2 separate regions of the Mus musculus genome follow, and region 1 is linked to region 2. The links are chromatin loops, found by intact Hi-C in ENCODE. Cell type or tissue: gastrocnemius. All regions are shown on one strand.

Region 1 (8,000 bases), 56 kb after region 2:
TCATTTGTAGGACAGGCACAAAGTTCGCTTATGGCAAAAGTGACCCCACTGCACACCCTGGATCCTCTGCCGGAGGTTCGCTGGGGGTTGGCCCAGGAGACACTGTCTGAGCTGCTTCCTCTCGACCCCAAGTCAGTTGCAAATGTCTTCCCCAGGGTGTGGAAAGATGGCCAAGTCCAGTTCATGCTTGGATGGGTGGGCGCCTGACCCAGCCTGGGAAAGGAGCTGCTCTGGGCCCTGGTCGCCCCACACACCACTAAACAATACCATTCTGCCTCCGAAAATAAAATCTGTATTTATGTAACAGCCCCATCCTCCCCCCAGCCCTCCCCTCCCGCCATTCCAGGGGTCTATGTTACAGACATGGAGCAACAGTAGTGGCTTGCTGGTTACAAGCAAACCTGCTGGGGGCGCAACCACTCTGCGTGCCCCTGGGGAAACCAGAGGCGGGGGTGGGGCAGGAGTCGGGTGGGGTGTAGGGAGTCGTACACACACACAACCACACTTTGAGGCCTGGCTCTTTAGAAAAGGATGCTCAGGAACCCCTTGGCACTCAGCAGGGTGCCCAGGCCTGTGCCACACAGCTGGACACACACAGACACTGGGAAGGGGGAGCTCGGTGCCCACGCTAATTCTCAGCGTGACCAGCCAGAGCCACCAGCAGATGTCAGGCAGTCTGGTGGTGTCCTTGGGGGCATGGGTCTCCCTTTCTCCCGGTTCGTGGGCGACCGGGCCAAGGAGGGGGAGCCACGCTGGCAAGGGCGTGAGGCAGGACGCGTCCCTCATAGCACCTTGCAGCAGTTGATGCAGCCATTCTGGGATCCGTAGCGCTTCTGCAGCGCGGCGCGCGTGGCCGTCTCAAAAACCTCGCGCACGCCCTCCTTGGTCTTGGCCGAGCACTCGAGGTAGTCATAGGCTTGGATGCGCACCGCCATGGCGCGGCCGTCATCCGTGCGCACTGGCTCCTGCTTCATGCGGGCCAGCTCCGTGCGGACATGCTCGTCGCTGCGCAGGTCTTTTTTGTTGGCCACCAGGATGATGGGCACATTGGGGCAGAAGTGCTTTACCTCGGGCACCCACTTCTCGGGGATGTTCTCGAGAGAGTCCGGGCTGTCCACCGAGAAGCACATAAGGATGACGTCGGTGTCCGGATAGGAGAGCGGCCGTAAACGATCGTAGTCCTCCTGGCCTGCCGTGTCCCACAGCGCCAGCTCCACCTGCTTGCCGTCCACCTCGATGTCCGCCACATAGTTCTCGAACACGGTGGGCACGTACACCTCGGGGAATTCGTCTTTACTGAACACGATCAGCAGGCACGTCTTGCCGCACGCGCCGTCGCCCACCACCACCAGCTTCTTGCGGATGGCCGCCATGAGCTCGCCGGGCGCGGGCAGCAGGAGGGGCCCGCGAGCGCCTCGCCGCCGTCCCGCTCCCTGTTGCTTGCCGCTCCCCGCTCTCCCGCGACTGCGCGCTGCGGGCTAGGCTCGCTAACTGCACCTGGACCCCGCGGCGGCGCGGTCTCTCGGGGCGCTCCGGTTGCCTCGGCAGGGGCGCAGGGGCATACGGTGCACTGAGTGTCGCCGCGCCGCTGCCGCGCCGCTGTGGTCCTCGGCGGTCCCGGAGCTGCGCTGCTTTGTGCGAAGTGATGGCTGATGCTGCGGACCCGGCCTAGCTTCTTTCCCGGGGCGGGTTCACTCTAGACCTAGGGTACAGGGGCGCAGACGACGACAACCGAACTGCGGTGGCAGATGCGGGCTGCGGCCCTAGCGCCCGCTATTTAAAGAGTCCGGCCACTTTCTTAATATAGCCACCCAATGGGAAGCCATAGGGCTGAGCTCATCGCTGCGGAGCTTGGCTCCGATTGGTCGCCCGCTGCAGTCCGAAGGCGGGTTCGCCTTAGCTTGATTGACTGCCCTGTCCGCGGGGCTGGGAGAGGCGTTGACTGTGGAGTCTGCGCGGCGACCCGCCCCGTGGGGTTGTGTGGCCGCCGGGTCCCCGCCTTCGTCGCAGCCTCTCTGAGTGCGACATCGTGGAGCAGGCAGCCTGGAGCCCTCCGGGTCTGGGTGGGCAGTTCCGAGACGAGCTACACTCTTGTGGGGCGTTGGCTGCTCCCAGGGCTTCAGCTTTATCTAGCTTCCGAGCGAACTACGGGTGATCAAGCATGGGGGAGGGGCGGCGCCTTTAACGTGGTTTTGTTTTCACTTAAACAGACACCGGTGCACGGTTTTGTTACCTAGCCAAGGGTTTCGTTCTTTCTTAACTTTGTTTAGATAACTAACCCCTCGTGTGCTCTGGGCCGAATTCTGACACTTACCCAGGGCAGCCTTTTCACTGAGAAAGGCTAACAGTAAATTGTGTGGGCCTGGGTGAGTCCCCTCTCGGCTTTCTCTTCAAGGCCCACACTTAGGTCTCCGGGTGAAGAAGATAAGGGGAGGAATCTAGGAGACACACAGCTGTAGGACAAAGGAAAGCGAGGTGCAGGGCACTCCGCTGAAAAAGAAAGCACCCAGCTTGGGCAGGCAACCTTCACCCAGTCCTACCACATTACATCTGATTCTCGCCCTAAAGCCAGAGAACTGCTTGAAGTACACTGTGCAAGGAAACCCATCTATCCCAACAACTCTCATGGAGCAGATGAAAAGCTTCAAGCTGGGAAAGCAGGCATGCGGCCTCGCAGGGAACTTGCCGGTGGGCACACGGTTTCTGTACAGAGGATGGAGTTTCTTCATACACACCAGGTCTTAACTCGTGAATTACCACTTCCTGCAGGAGATGACACCTCTTCCTATCTTAAAGGATTTAAGCCAGTCCACTGTAAGAAATAGGAAAGACAGAAAGCTGCAAAGGGCGTCAAAGAGGGCCTTACCCCGCCCCCAAGAGAAACTGAACAAAGAAAAAGGAGGAAAGAAAGTGGGGAAATGGCTTAACATTGCTGCGTGGGGTCCTCATGGAGGGCTAGGCTAGGGGTACCAGCTAAGAGAAAGCTTTCTCAGTGACCATGTCATGATGACCTTATGACCCATTTCTTTGTCTCTCTCTCTGGACTGTGAGTTGTCCGAGGGCCAGGATTTCCTCCCACCTGAGCATCATGAAGACCTAGCACTATGCTGGGCCCTAAAGAAGCAGTAAAAATGGTCCGTGCAGTGGTAGGCCTGCCCACCTGTAGACCCAGCCACACAGGACGCACAGGGGTTGGCCTTCCAAGTCTAGGCAGTCTGGGCAACCAAATGAGACAGAGAGAGAAAACAACGGGGAGGGGTAAATGACTTTGGGAGCTAACCCAGTTTTTCAAAAGTGGAACTTTTTAGTTCTTAACATCAGATCCTGCTATAATCAGACCAAACACAAGCAGCCAATGTTTTCACATATAATCCCCATGTTACAGTTTCTGTGTATCTGGACAGATATGATCAAGCCATAGTGTTCCATCAGTGGGGGAGAGCTGTGTTCCCTGCATTCTGGATTATCCCCACTGCAGGGCCCAGTCTCTGTTTTTCTCTGCTTTAGTTTTTCAGACCTAAGGAACTGTCACATGGTTTGGTTTGTCATTGGTTGAGGAAGTCACTTTGCACACACACACACACACACACACACACACGCACACACACACCCCACACATGCCTTTTAGGGGAAAAATCTTATCTACACATATTTTTCTCCTCGTAGTTAAACCTTTTGATTGCTGTGTTATTAGCTCTGCTCTCCGTGGTCTTAATATAGCTTGGGAATCTTGGCTATGTCCTTCAGCTTTAAATATTAAGAAAATATAAACCAGAGCTTTGTCCCGTGTGCTTCTTTCAAAGACTTAAATACAAAGAACCAGGAAGCAGGATTACGGCCACCGGCTTCCTGATTTCCAGACGTATCATACGGGGTGTTCCAAGCTCAAATCTCTATATCGAAGTAATTGCTAAAAATACAAAGTGGGCAAGTTATGCCGAAGTAAAGAAGGAGAAGAATCGAAACGGCGTTCTCTCAAAACAGGACTGGCGGCCTCAAAGACCTAGCTCACTGCTTATAGCATTAACTTTTCCAAACTTGCTGATGAGTTTTATAGTATCCCCTTGTCAGGCCCCACACCCTTCAAAGTGCACTGTCACTGCAAGGCAATGACTAGATTTAATTCTCCAAGAGTTATTAACATTCAGTGCATGAAGCCGGGCGGTGGTGGCGCACGCCTTTAATCCCAGCACTTGGGAGGCAGAGACAGGTGGATTTCTGAGTTCAAAGCCAGCCTGGTCTACAGAGTGAGTTCCAGGACAGCCAAGACTATACAGAGAAACCCTGTCTCGAAAAACCAAAAAAAAAAAAAAAAAAATTCAGTGTATGAAGGAGAACAAAGTCATACTTACCTTTCAAACCGATCTATTTCTAGTCTGCAACCTAATTTATCTGCCCTTTGTTTGTTTTGTGGGTTTTGTTGTTGTTACTGCACCTCCCTCCCCCAGGGGCGGCTGTAAATCACACCCTACTAGATCAGACCAGACACTGGAATTTTTCACTAGATTTTAGCGCCACCTTGTGGCAGTATTCATAACTTTTTTCTTTTAAAAAATATGAAAAAAGCACTTGAAATTGGCATTTGTGAATATTTTTATTTTACAATCGGTTACAGCAATACCTCTCCTGGGCATATATCCAGAAGATGTTTCAACCAACCGGTAAGAAGGACACATGCTCCACTATGTTCATAGCAGCCTTATTTATAATAGCCAGAAGCTGGAAAGAACCCAGATGCCCCTCAACAGAGGAATGGATACAGAAAATGTGGTACATTTACACAATGGAGTACTACTCAGCTATTAAAAAGAATGAATTTGGGGCTGGTGAGATGGCTCAGTGGGTAAGAGCACCCGACTGCTCTTCCAAAGGTCCGGAGTTCAAATCCCAGCAACCACATGGTGGCTCACAACCATCCGTAACGAGATCTGACTCCCTCTTCTGGAGTGTCTGAAGACAGCTACAATGTACTTACATATAATCAATAAATAAACCTTTAAAAAAAAAAGAATGAATTTATGAAATTCCTAGCCAAATGGATGGACCTGGAGGGCATCATCCTGAGTGAGGTAACCCAATCACAAAAGAACTCACACAATATGTACTCACTGATAAGTGGATATTAGCCCAGAAACTTAGAATACCCAAGATATAAGATACAATTTGCTATACGCATGAAACTCAAGAAGAACGAAGACCAAAGTGTGGACACTTTGCCCCTTCTTAGAATTGGGAACAAAACACCCATGGAAGGAGTTACAGAGACAAAGTTTGGAGCTGAGACAAAAGGATGGACCATCTAGAGACTACCATATCCGGGGATCCATCCCATAATCAGCTTCCAAACACTAACACCATTGCAGACACTATCAAGATTTTGCTGAAAGAACCCAGATATAGCTGTCTTTTGTGAGACTATGCCGGGCCTAGCAAACACAGAAGTGGATGCTCACAGTCAGCTATTGAATGGACCACAGGGCCCCCAATGGAGGAGCTAGAGAAAGTATCCAAGGAGCTAAAGGGAACTGCAACCCTATAGGTGGAACAACAATATGAACTAACCAGTACCCCCCTGGAGCTCGTGTGTCTAGCTGAATATGAATCAGAAGATGGCCTAGTCGGCCATCAGTGGAAAGAGAGGTCCATTGCAAACTTTATATGACTCAGTACAGGGGAATGCCAGGGCCAAGGAGTGGGTGGGTGGGGGAGTGGGGGGGGTGCCTGTGGGGACTTTTGGGATAGCATTGGAAATGTAAATGAAATAAATACAAATAAATAAATAAATAAGAAAGGAAGGAAGAAAGAAAGAAAGATAGAAAGAAAATTGGTTACAAGATATAAAACTCTAAAAAACACTTCACAAGAAGATTCTTTGTGATTTTTTTTTTACATTTAGTGTGCGTGCGCGCGCACGTGTGTGTGTGTGTGTGTGTGTGTGTGTGTGTGTGTGTGTGTGTGTGTGTGTGTTGCCCTCCAGCTTCTCTGTCTCTTTACTTGAGACCTAGTTTGACTTGGGGGTTTCAAAAGAGATTAGTGAACTCCTCAGAGAATCAACACAGTTAGACTATTAAACCTGGGAACTTGGACAATGGCCTTTTGGTCTGACCTCTCTCCCTGCCTAACCCAGAATCTGAGGAAAGAGCTAAAGGGCTGTGGGCTGCTCCAAAGCTGTGCTGCAGCCTCCAACCACGGGTGGCTATAGGTACTTGGAGTGTCTGTTCCTCATACCATGAAGGAATTAAATTTCTGGTGTTTAATTTTAACTAAAATATTTAAGACAGGTGTTAGAAGGTCAGAGGTATATACACAGTTGGTAGAGTGCTTGCCTAGCTCGCCAGAAGCCCTGAGTTTGAGCCCCAGAACCAAGTAAACTGGACATGGTGGTGCACATGTGTAATTCTAGGACTGGGGAGGGCAGTGAGAGCAGAGAGCAGAGAGCAGACCGGTCGCCATTGTTGAGGTCATTCTTGGCCACAGAGCAACTTCATGGCCTGGGACACGGAACTCTTTCTGTAAAGGCTTAGCAGGTGGCCATGGGATGGCTCAGTGGCCAAAAGTACGAACCATGTTTAATTCCTGGGATCCACATGATGAAAGGGGAGAGATAGCTCCCTAAAGTGGTCTTATGACAGCCAGTGGTGCACACACGCACACGCACGCACGCACGCACACACACACATACACACAAGAGTAGATAAGTAATGCCTTTTTATTTAAGGGCAGGAGAGATGGCTCTGTGGTTAAGAAAACTGGCTGCTCATCCAAAAGACCAGGGTCCAACCCCCAGCACCCACGTAACACCTCACAACTGTCAGCAATACCAGTCTCAGGGGATCCAATATTTTCACACAGACACACATGCAGGCAAAAAACCTAAAAAATTAAGTGAACCAAAAAAAAAGTTTTAAAACTTTTTTGTGTTTTGTTTTTTCAGTTTGCTATTTGTTCTTTAAAGAAAGTCAAAGTTAGTTGAAAAGAGAACGTGAACAGGAAAGCGGTCCTGCCACGTGGACTGTTTGTAAAACACTGGGAGGTGAGTCTATTTTTCTACTGGAAATTTTGTGAAATCTAAAAAACAGATTTTATTTTCAACAAAAACTTAGTAATCAAATGGAGATGTGCCATGACTATGCAGTGCACAGTGGTATCAGAGCTCGTTAACCACTGTTGCATAAGTCACATATCAAAGGGGCAACTACCCAGGACAGAGTGGAGCTACTCTTAAATAATTCAAATTTAATGTTAAATATATTTGGACACAGTATATAAATTACTTTTACTTTTTTACATTAAAAAAAAGATTTTCAGATACATCAGAAGAGAGCATTGATTTTCATTACAGATAGCTGTGAGCAACCTTGTGGTTGCTGGGAATTGAACTCAGGACCTCTGGCAGAGCAGTCAGTGCTCTTAACCACTGAGCCATCTCTCCAGCCTCCCCCACCCAACTTTTACATTTTTAATATGATAGTTTGATTCAGTGGTGTCCTGGTTTCTAAAGACACCAACTCAGGCAGTCACAGCATGTCTGGAATCCTCCTGTTTTTACCTGTAGAGTTTGCTTTAATTTGGCCCAAACTCATTGTCAGGTTCAGATACTCTTAGGGACTCTGCAGTCTAGGAGACAGGAGCTTCCTTCCCACACTCTCTTACTGCTTACCTGGTGGTGGGTGTGGTGGTGGTGGGTGTGTATGTAAATATTCATATTATGATTTAGATTTAATTTTATGTATATGAGTATTTTGCCTACAGGTATGTCTATGCATCACACACCCGTGAAGGTCAGAAGAGGACGTTAAATCACCTGGAACTGGACTTATGGAGGGTTGTGAATCTCCAACGTGGTGCTGGGAACAGAACCCTGATCCTCTGAAGTAGTGCTCTTAACTTTCTGAGCCATCTCTCTAGCCCCCAGCGTGTGTGTGTGTGTGTGTGTGTGTGTGTGTGTGTGTCTGTGTCTGTGTATACGTATACGTATACGTATACGTATACGTATACGT
Region 2 (8,000 bases):
CATTTCAGTGAGCGTGCACAACCATTGATGTGACAGTTTCAATGTGATATCAGCACTGTACAAAGTCTATGAAGTGTAGAGGGCCACATGAACCAATTCTTGAAACCTATGAGGTTGCTCTGAGGCCAGTCTGGGGTCAGAGTGCTACACTTGATCCCAGACCTGGGCCTCTGTTCTAGAAGAAGGAATATGTCCCTGAAGTCTCCTTATGAATGTGAGGGCTGTCCAGAAACTGTGTTTAGGCCTAGGGAAGGATCCCACCCAATCAGACCCAACTCAACAGTCTAAACATCCATTGCAAAGCCCCTCACAAAGACCCTGGAGGTGCCAGTATCATGATAGGTTTCCTGACTTGGTGTTCCGGCATTCCTTCCTTGTCCTGGATCCAATGAGCCCAGATACTGTTGTCTAACCTTTTGCTGAGTGGAGTCAGATTGGAAAGATGTCCATGGTTTCATTGTTCTGGATTTTTTTAAACAGTGTCTGGGTCTCATGCATTCCCAGTTGACCTTACTATCACTACACAGCCAGGATGGCTTTGAACTTCCGATCCTTCTGCTTCTCCCTCTCCAGTGCTGAGACTGCAGACATGTGCCATCATGCCTATGTGGTACTAGGAATAGAACCCAGAGCCTTTTTATAAAATTCCAGGACATGCCTCTATTTCAAACCTCACACTCTTCCTGTCTTTAGCTGGATATGTAATCCTGGAAGAGCCCTGCCCTTCTTCGACTTGGATTTGACTTTTAGCAGAGTGCATTTGTTACTGCCCTTCAGAGTAACCACATGAAGAACTTGCTCCCTTTCAGCACACAGACCGAATCACCCACAGCATGTGGATAGAGTTCAGAGGTATGGATGAATATGCTTGTGCACTCGAGCACACACACACACACACACACACACACGCACACGCACACGCACACGCACACGCACACACACACACACACACACACACACACACACACACAGGGGAGCCAGTCAACTACACTTGTCTCCAGTAACAAATGAGCAAGAGATATTAGAATATTAGAATGAGAGCTATATTTTTAGAAAATTTACCAGGCAGGACCAGAGGTTGCTCCAATAGCTTTCCAAACATCTCTCATGTGATTCTCCTGGCAACCTTAGAAATGGACACTATTATTTTTAACAAATGAGAAAAACAAATCTCAAGTAGGTGGAGCGACTGGCAGAGGTCACCCAGCAAATGGTGACCCTGGATAGCTCTGGCTCAGAACACCAGCCTTCATCAGACGCATTGTGCTGTCTTATCAGGACATAGATCCACAAAAAACCTCCGGGCTTTGTTTTAACAATATCCTAACTGTCCAGGTGGAGGCTCAAAGACTGAGGGAAAGCCCCTGGTAACAAGGGTCATCCCCTAAGAGTGTCCCATAAGGTCACCCCAAGGGAAGAGAATAGATGTTGGAGCCAGGCTGGCTGGACACAAACTCCAGTTCTGGATCTTGTCCCAGAATACTGCCCGGGCATGATCTCAGCTGAATATTAGGATAGTCAAAAAGGTCTTGTGTATAGATTTTTAGGTGACACAGTGTCTGGTGCCTCATGATAACCTTCAGTTGACAGAGTCAGACACTAAACAGACAAAGCAGGGGCCTTGGAGCTAAGATATATATGAAACTGTTGAGAACAGACAAGCCCACTATGTCAGAATGTCTTTATTTAAATATACCAGTGCCCTGGGATGATGCCCTTGTTACCAGGTTCCAAGGGCTGCTGGGAACATCCCTCCAACTCTCTCAAATTCCCTAGTGTTCTAGCACCCCCAGGAAAGCACTGTCTAGGAGCTGGAACCAGGTCCATCCAAGGTCACACAGTGGAACTGGTAAAGCAGCAAGCAGGGAAACAGAAGATGCTCTGTGTCCTAAGGGCCTTTGACCTTAGTCCCGAGTGGGGAACATTTGTTTGTCCTGTGGAAATTCCCCAAGTGGATGGGCTAACAACTAATTCCAGATGGACCTATGTTCCTAACTCAGGCCATGTTCCCAAAGCTTCCGTTCCCGTGATCTGTCCCCTGCCCCTTCTCCATCAGAAAGTGGTTCTCTGAGCTTCCTTGGGGATTTAGTTGGATTGTCTTCCTGCTGTTTGTTCCTGGGGCTGCTTCTTCCTGGCATAGAAGAGAGGTCCAAAAGCTGTTATCCCAAGTCCCCTACCTCTGCTGGACTTCCTGTCCCTGAAGACAGCCTCCCTGGGGTGGGTTCATTTAAACCAAGACAATGGTCTCCTCCTCATGAGGCTAAAATTATCAGAAACTGTTCTAACCCTGCCCTCCAGCGCTGGATCCTGCCCTGGTTATATGAGTGTCTCTTGGGAGTCTATGACAGCTCCCTGCTCCTCTTGGCACACAACCAGAGCAAAAAATAAATTAAAGAAAGAAAGAAAGAAAGAAAGAAAGAAAGAAAGAAAGAAAGAAAGAGAGAGAGAGAGAGAGAGAAAGAGAGAGAGGGGGAGAAAGAGAGGAAGAGAGAAAGAGAGGAAGGAAGGAAGAAGGAAGGAAGGAAGAGAGAGAGAAAGAAAGAAAGAAAGAAAGAAAGAAAGAAAGAAAGAAAGAAAGAAAGAAAGAAAGAAAGAGAGAAAGGGTGAGGAGGAAGGAAAGAAGGAAGGAAGGAAGGAAGGAAGGAAGGAAGCTGCCCTAGTCTTACAGAGCCTTTGGTGTCTACAACAGCAACATCCAAGTCCCAGGCTTCTGCGGCTATGAATCCTGCTCTAGAGTACCCTGTGCTCACCATCTACCCAAAATGAAACATGTTCCTTCCCAAAAGAGAATCTCTCACACACATATCGTAGGGGACCTAGATAGATGCATGGACTGTTTACATTCTACATTAGGACCACCACTGTGGTTGCCACGGCTACAATCCCATGATCCCCTTCTCAGGAGATCTGCAATGCCTCTGTCCTTTCCCCTACTGTTGGCCCCAGCGCTGTCCCACACTTGCTTTCTATCTAGCTTCTAAGTTCCTCAATTATTTTTCTCTTGGTGTTGGACATGGCCCAGTTCTTGTACTATTCCACCATACCCAGAAGGCTTTGGAAACAAAGTCACAGATGCCAAATCCCTCCCAGAAAGATACATGCAGGAGCCTAACAGGAAACCCTGAGGAGTTGTCAATCAGGAACAGCATCCGTTTGTCTGTCCCTCCAATAGACATTCAAGGGTGCACCTGGTTAAACATGAACAGAAACAGAGAGCATGCCTTACCATCACCCATATCATTCCACAGCTCTTCTCAAGGCTCCTTAAAGCAGACTGTGTTCAATTTTGCAAAAGGTTGACTCAAGGCCCAGCCCAGACAGGGCAAATGGCCAGTTCCATATATAGGAGCCTGGGGCTGACTCCCAGCCGTGGTCTTTCACCAAAGGCTCTTTGTACCAACTCTCCTGGCCCAGTTGGCCTGAGATGGGAGCAGGTGGGGAGCCTGGGTGCCACCACACATAACAGAAATTCACGGCAGGACAGCTGTCAAAAGGAGGCAGGGAGCTTTCTGCTCTGCTATGGGAGATTCTTCCCCGCCCTGTCCCTAGTCTATGGGAATCTCGCCCTGTCCTTTCAGTGTGGCTTCCCAAGGGAGGTGGCTCGAGGCCACTTGGCTGTGCTAAGCAGGAGCAGAGTTGAACAGCACGATCCAGCCTGCGAGGATCTAACTAGCGTTACATCTTTTTTTCCGTCACTGTTGCTCCAGTGTGTGAGTCTCCTAGGGCTAAAGCCGAGCATTACACTGCAGCTGAATCCACTGCCCACTGTGCTAGCAGTATCTGAAGAGTGTCTACGTAAATGCCCCAGAGTGGGACACAACCGTCCTTCAACCTTTCGCCGCTCTGGAGGCTAGGAGAGCATTCAAGGTGCTGGGTCTCTCTTTACATGACTCCCTCCTTGTGAGCCTGTGTGATCTCATCTCAAGATCCATAACGGCATGTACAAGTTCTGTTTTGCTAGGTGAGGGCACATTCACAGGGTTTGGGGACTTAGAACAGGTGACATCTTTTCTTAAGGGCTACTCTACCACATACCCATCATCTTTGGAATCACACGGAGCCCGATGAAATCTTGTCCCCATTACTTGCCAGCTGGTCTTTGGAAAAGTTTGGAAATATCCCCAAACTTTGTTGGTTTTTAAAAATGCATAAAATAGGCATAATGTTTACTCAATCGAGTTCTTTTGTGTGTATGTGTGTGAAAGATTTGTTTATTTATTATGTGTAAGTACACTGTAGCTGTCTTCAGACACATTTTCTTCTCTTTCCAGCCCCGATCACTCTGGCCCAAAGATTTATTATTTTATTATGTGTAAGAACACTGTCTCTGTCTTCAGACACCCTAGAAGAGGGCATCAGATCTCATTACTAATGGTTGTGAGCCACCATGTGGTTCCTGGGATTTGAACTCAGGACCTTTGGAAGAGCACTCAGTGCTCTTAATCACTGAGCCATCTCTCCAGCCCTCAATCGAGTTCTTAAAAGGGCTAAATGATGTAACAAAGGGTCTTGATTTACTGTACACACTCACTGAGTGATCTGTATGTCTAAAAAGGTGATAAAGAAGTGACTTAGAGAACTGAAGATGTCTTCCCACGGTCTCATAGCTCCTTAGATGGCAGAGCCAGCAAACCGTCTTCCTGTAGCTTTTCAAAGCCTGCTATTTTCCTTGTATCCTCCCAGACACCATGACCATAGCATCCTCTGAGTGGAGTCAAAGTACCAGAGATACTAATATTCTGGCCCTAGTAAGGGTCAGAATTTGACCTTGACTTCTTCCCCAGGTAACAGAAGAAGCCAGGTGTAGCCCTACTTGGGAGAGGAAGCCAGTGGTCACAGTATCACTGTTACATAGTAGGGCAGTGGCTGTGGAGAGGGCTTGTTGTAGCCGTTTCCACAAATTGTCTCATCCCACTTAAGGTTTGACGAAAACCCTCTAGGGTTTAATTAAGAAAGCTAAGCTTTCTTTAGGCAAAGGAATCAGCTTCACCAGGAAGGACAGACAGGGCATCTCTGGAGCAAAATGAAAGGCCCCGTGTCAGCAAATGGATTAATTCCTTCCCCTCTGAATTCTTTTGAAATGTGATCTCCCCTTGTCTCCTCTCCAAGAGACAGGAACGACTTTGATCTTGAAAGCTCTGTCACTCAGATGTCCTGTGCTGTGTGCTCTGAAGCCGCCTGCCTGGCTTGAAGGGAGGGCAGTCTTGTTGGTTCCCGGACACCAGGCTTAGTCCTGCAGTGGGAAAGAAAAGACGTTAAACCCAACCTTCCGGATTAAGTGGAGTAATGACCCACCTAAGTGGTTTTCAAGTCTTGGAGGAGCCTTGGGGCTACAAAGCTCTGGTAGGGGTCTTAGTTCTTCCAGAGCCTTAAGGGCACAGGACTGAGCCTGGCTAAACCTTAGGTTCATTCAGGGTCCAGTGACTCAAAAGAAAAGGATGTGATAGAAGGGACACCTCAAGCTTCCTCCTGGTGAGACTCAGGAAGGTTCTGGCAGTGGGAAAGGGGAAGAAGACAAGACAAGGGTGTGGTCATCGTGGAGGGAGTAGGACTGAGAGAGGGGTTACAGGTAACTCCTGGCCAATGTAACATGAAGGTAAAAAAATTTCCAACCACAGAGGGAGTCCTCAGCTGTGCCCTGGGACCCAAGGGGTTTCAGAAACTATCTCAGGCAGAGAAGAAAAGAGTTGTTCCTATCTAGCTGGTCAGCCAACTTACACCAGAAGCCCCAGCTGTGACCGCTCAGTGTTGGGCCCCAGAAAGCGTGAACTGACGCCAGCTTCAGCTCTGAAGAGACACATGCAGCAGTTGTGTGGACTCCGGGCTAACGTGGGCGATTGCTCTGGCAACGCAAGGCTGACTTCTGGCTCTTTAGCAAACAGTCGGTCTGAGGAAGGCCTCCAGGTTCTTACTATAGACTGAGGTAGAGGTGCTGCACGATAGGAAACTGACCCTTAAACCCCTTCACCAATGTTGAGGGCCACATTTCTCTTTCCCTCCTCTCCATGTTTGCTGTCTAACTGACCAAGTAAAAACTCAGCCTAACTCCATGACCAAACCAACTCCATGGCTTAAGAGGGGGTCCAGGTCCTCCTCTCCTGGTTTCTGCGTTCATCTCTGGTTACCCTCAAGCACCCCTTTGCAACGATGCTGTGTGTTTACAAAGGCAACAGCCACAAAGAGTTCAGGTAGGAGCCTATGCCTGCAGCACCTGCTTCAGGGCCCAGGGCAGGGCAGGGACTATCATGGGACATGTTAGGTTAACAGGCAATCATAGTTAAGGTAGAAAACACTTTACATCCTTGGAGCCAGGGTTCTGTTGTAGGTGTGCCCTAACATGTGACATGCCAATCTCAGATCTTCACTTTCTCCTTAGCTGTTTTGTTGTTATTGTTGTTGTTGTTGTTGTTTTGTTTTGTTTTGTTTTGTTTTTTCTCTTTTGAGACTGAATCTCCCATATCGCAGGTTGACTTCAAATTCTTAATGTAGACAAGGGATGGCCTTGCACACCTGATCCTCCTGTCTCTCCCTCTTAGGCACTAAGGTTATGGGTATGTGTTATCACTCCAGGCTTATGTGGTATTGGGAGCTGAATTGAGGGCTTCATGCAGGCTGAGCTAACTGAGTCTTCATTTCCTCCTTAAAACACTTTAGGAACGTCCTCTCACTCTCGTCTGGTCTGCTTGGCATGGCTTACAATACCCTGTACCATGTGCCCTTATGACCCTGATACCCCCTGACATTGTCCTTACTTCTTGACCCCTGAAGACTGGCATTAGCGCTGCATCTCAAGTGCTGCGTCTCCCATGTCTCTGTCCACAGGCAATCCCTACGTACAGGATTATCACCTCCTCAACTGTGTGGGAAGTTTGGTTTTCATCTTTTAACTGAGGCTGTTCCGTAACGAAGAAGAAGATACTCAATGGGTAATGAAGAGAACAGGGAACCTTCCCTCTTGGAGCATCCGATGCTCCAGTCTAAGAAATCAACAGAGATGATAAAGAAATAAAGAAGTCTTAAGTAGGTTTAAAATTCCAAGTCCAAAGCAAGTGTGCCACGAACACTTCCTGAGTATTCCCCACAGCTATTAAAGCATTGCAGGGATGGCATGCAGAGCATGGAGATGTGAGTGTCCCCATCCAAAACACAGAAGATCAAAACGTATGAATTGTGCCAGCCCGTAGTGCCACACACCTTTAATTCTAGCACTCGAGAGGCAGAGGCAGGCGGATATCAGTGAGTTTGAGGCCAGCCTGATCTGCAGAGTGAGTTCCAGGATAGCCATGGTACACAGAGAGACCTTGTCTCAGAAAACAAAACAAAACAAAACAAACACAAAACAAAACAAACACAAAAGAACTCAGCATTCGAAGACACCACCTCTTTAGCCATTTTTGGAATCTGCTCATGTGGGGTTTGGGAAGGGAAACCCAATGTCCTTCCAGGTACGAGGGCCGTTCTAAATCACTGACCAGGGTACTCTGAGAAGGCAAAGGACTTCTGAATTCTTCTGTGTGGTTTTGGCTTTACTGGCTGGGTGAGAAGTTTTGGGGAGAAGGGTGATGCTCATGACGGTTCCTTCTGAAGAAGGACCAGGGTCCTTTAAATTCTCCCACTAGGCTTGGCCAGTTACTCTGGTTCTCAGAGCTGAGGAGATCTGAGTCACTCAAGGAGATCAAGACCCATTCCCTCAAAGGGAATAATGGAAAATGTTTTGAAAACTCTGCTTCTGGTTAGTGCAAAAAAGACGTGAAATGCGACCTTACCCCCTCTCATTCCTTCTTTCTGGAATTTCAAAGTTAGATCTGGCAAATGGCAGTAAGCAGATCTTTAACAGCCTGAGCGGCTCCTCGCAACTTCTCAGCACATACACTCACTGCTCCCAAGAACCATCATGCAAAGATCAAGCACAAAGGATACTGGAAAAACTGGATTGAAGCCTCAAGACCTCACCTGGAGGCTCAGGTCCTCCTGGCTGTACCTGCACTACCTTTGAGGCA

Evidence for each region. A loop is a pair of places that touch in the nucleus more often than their neighbours do. Peaks named below come from ENCODE experiments on the same cell type or tissue, not always from the same donor. Only the 100,000 strongest peaks of a DNase experiment are listed, where the experiment ranks them.
Region 1: it touches region 2 in a loop (6-fold over the local background); 14 of 42 quality-filtered maps call a loop at or near these places.

What each region holds. Positions count from the first base shown.
Region 1 is chr12:8,498,260-8,506,259 of GRCm38, forward strand. It overlaps Rhob (ras homolog family member B), which reads right to left and starts at 1,750. Exons shown (of 1, transcript NM_007483.3): 1 at 1-1,750. The coding sequence starts at 1,373. The coding sequence ends at 783. In gastrocnemius, CTCF peaks have their summits at 412 (motif pointing right), 1,415 and 4,535 (motif pointing left); DNase peaks (open chromatin) are centred at 186, 659, 843, 1,853 and 2 more places; H3K4me3 peaks cover 3,864 bases; H3K27ac peaks cover 4,484 bases.
Region 2 is chr12:8,442,116-8,450,115 of GRCm38, forward strand. It overlaps Gm51967 (a long non-coding RNA gene), which reads left to right and starts at 6,845. Exons shown (of 3, transcript XR_003950173.1): 1 at 6,845-6,926. In gastrocnemius, no CTCF peak of the experiment used is centred here; DNase peaks (open chromatin) are centred at 3,381, 3,549 and 5,780; H3K4me3 peaks cover 1,296 bases; H3K27ac peaks cover 6,264 bases.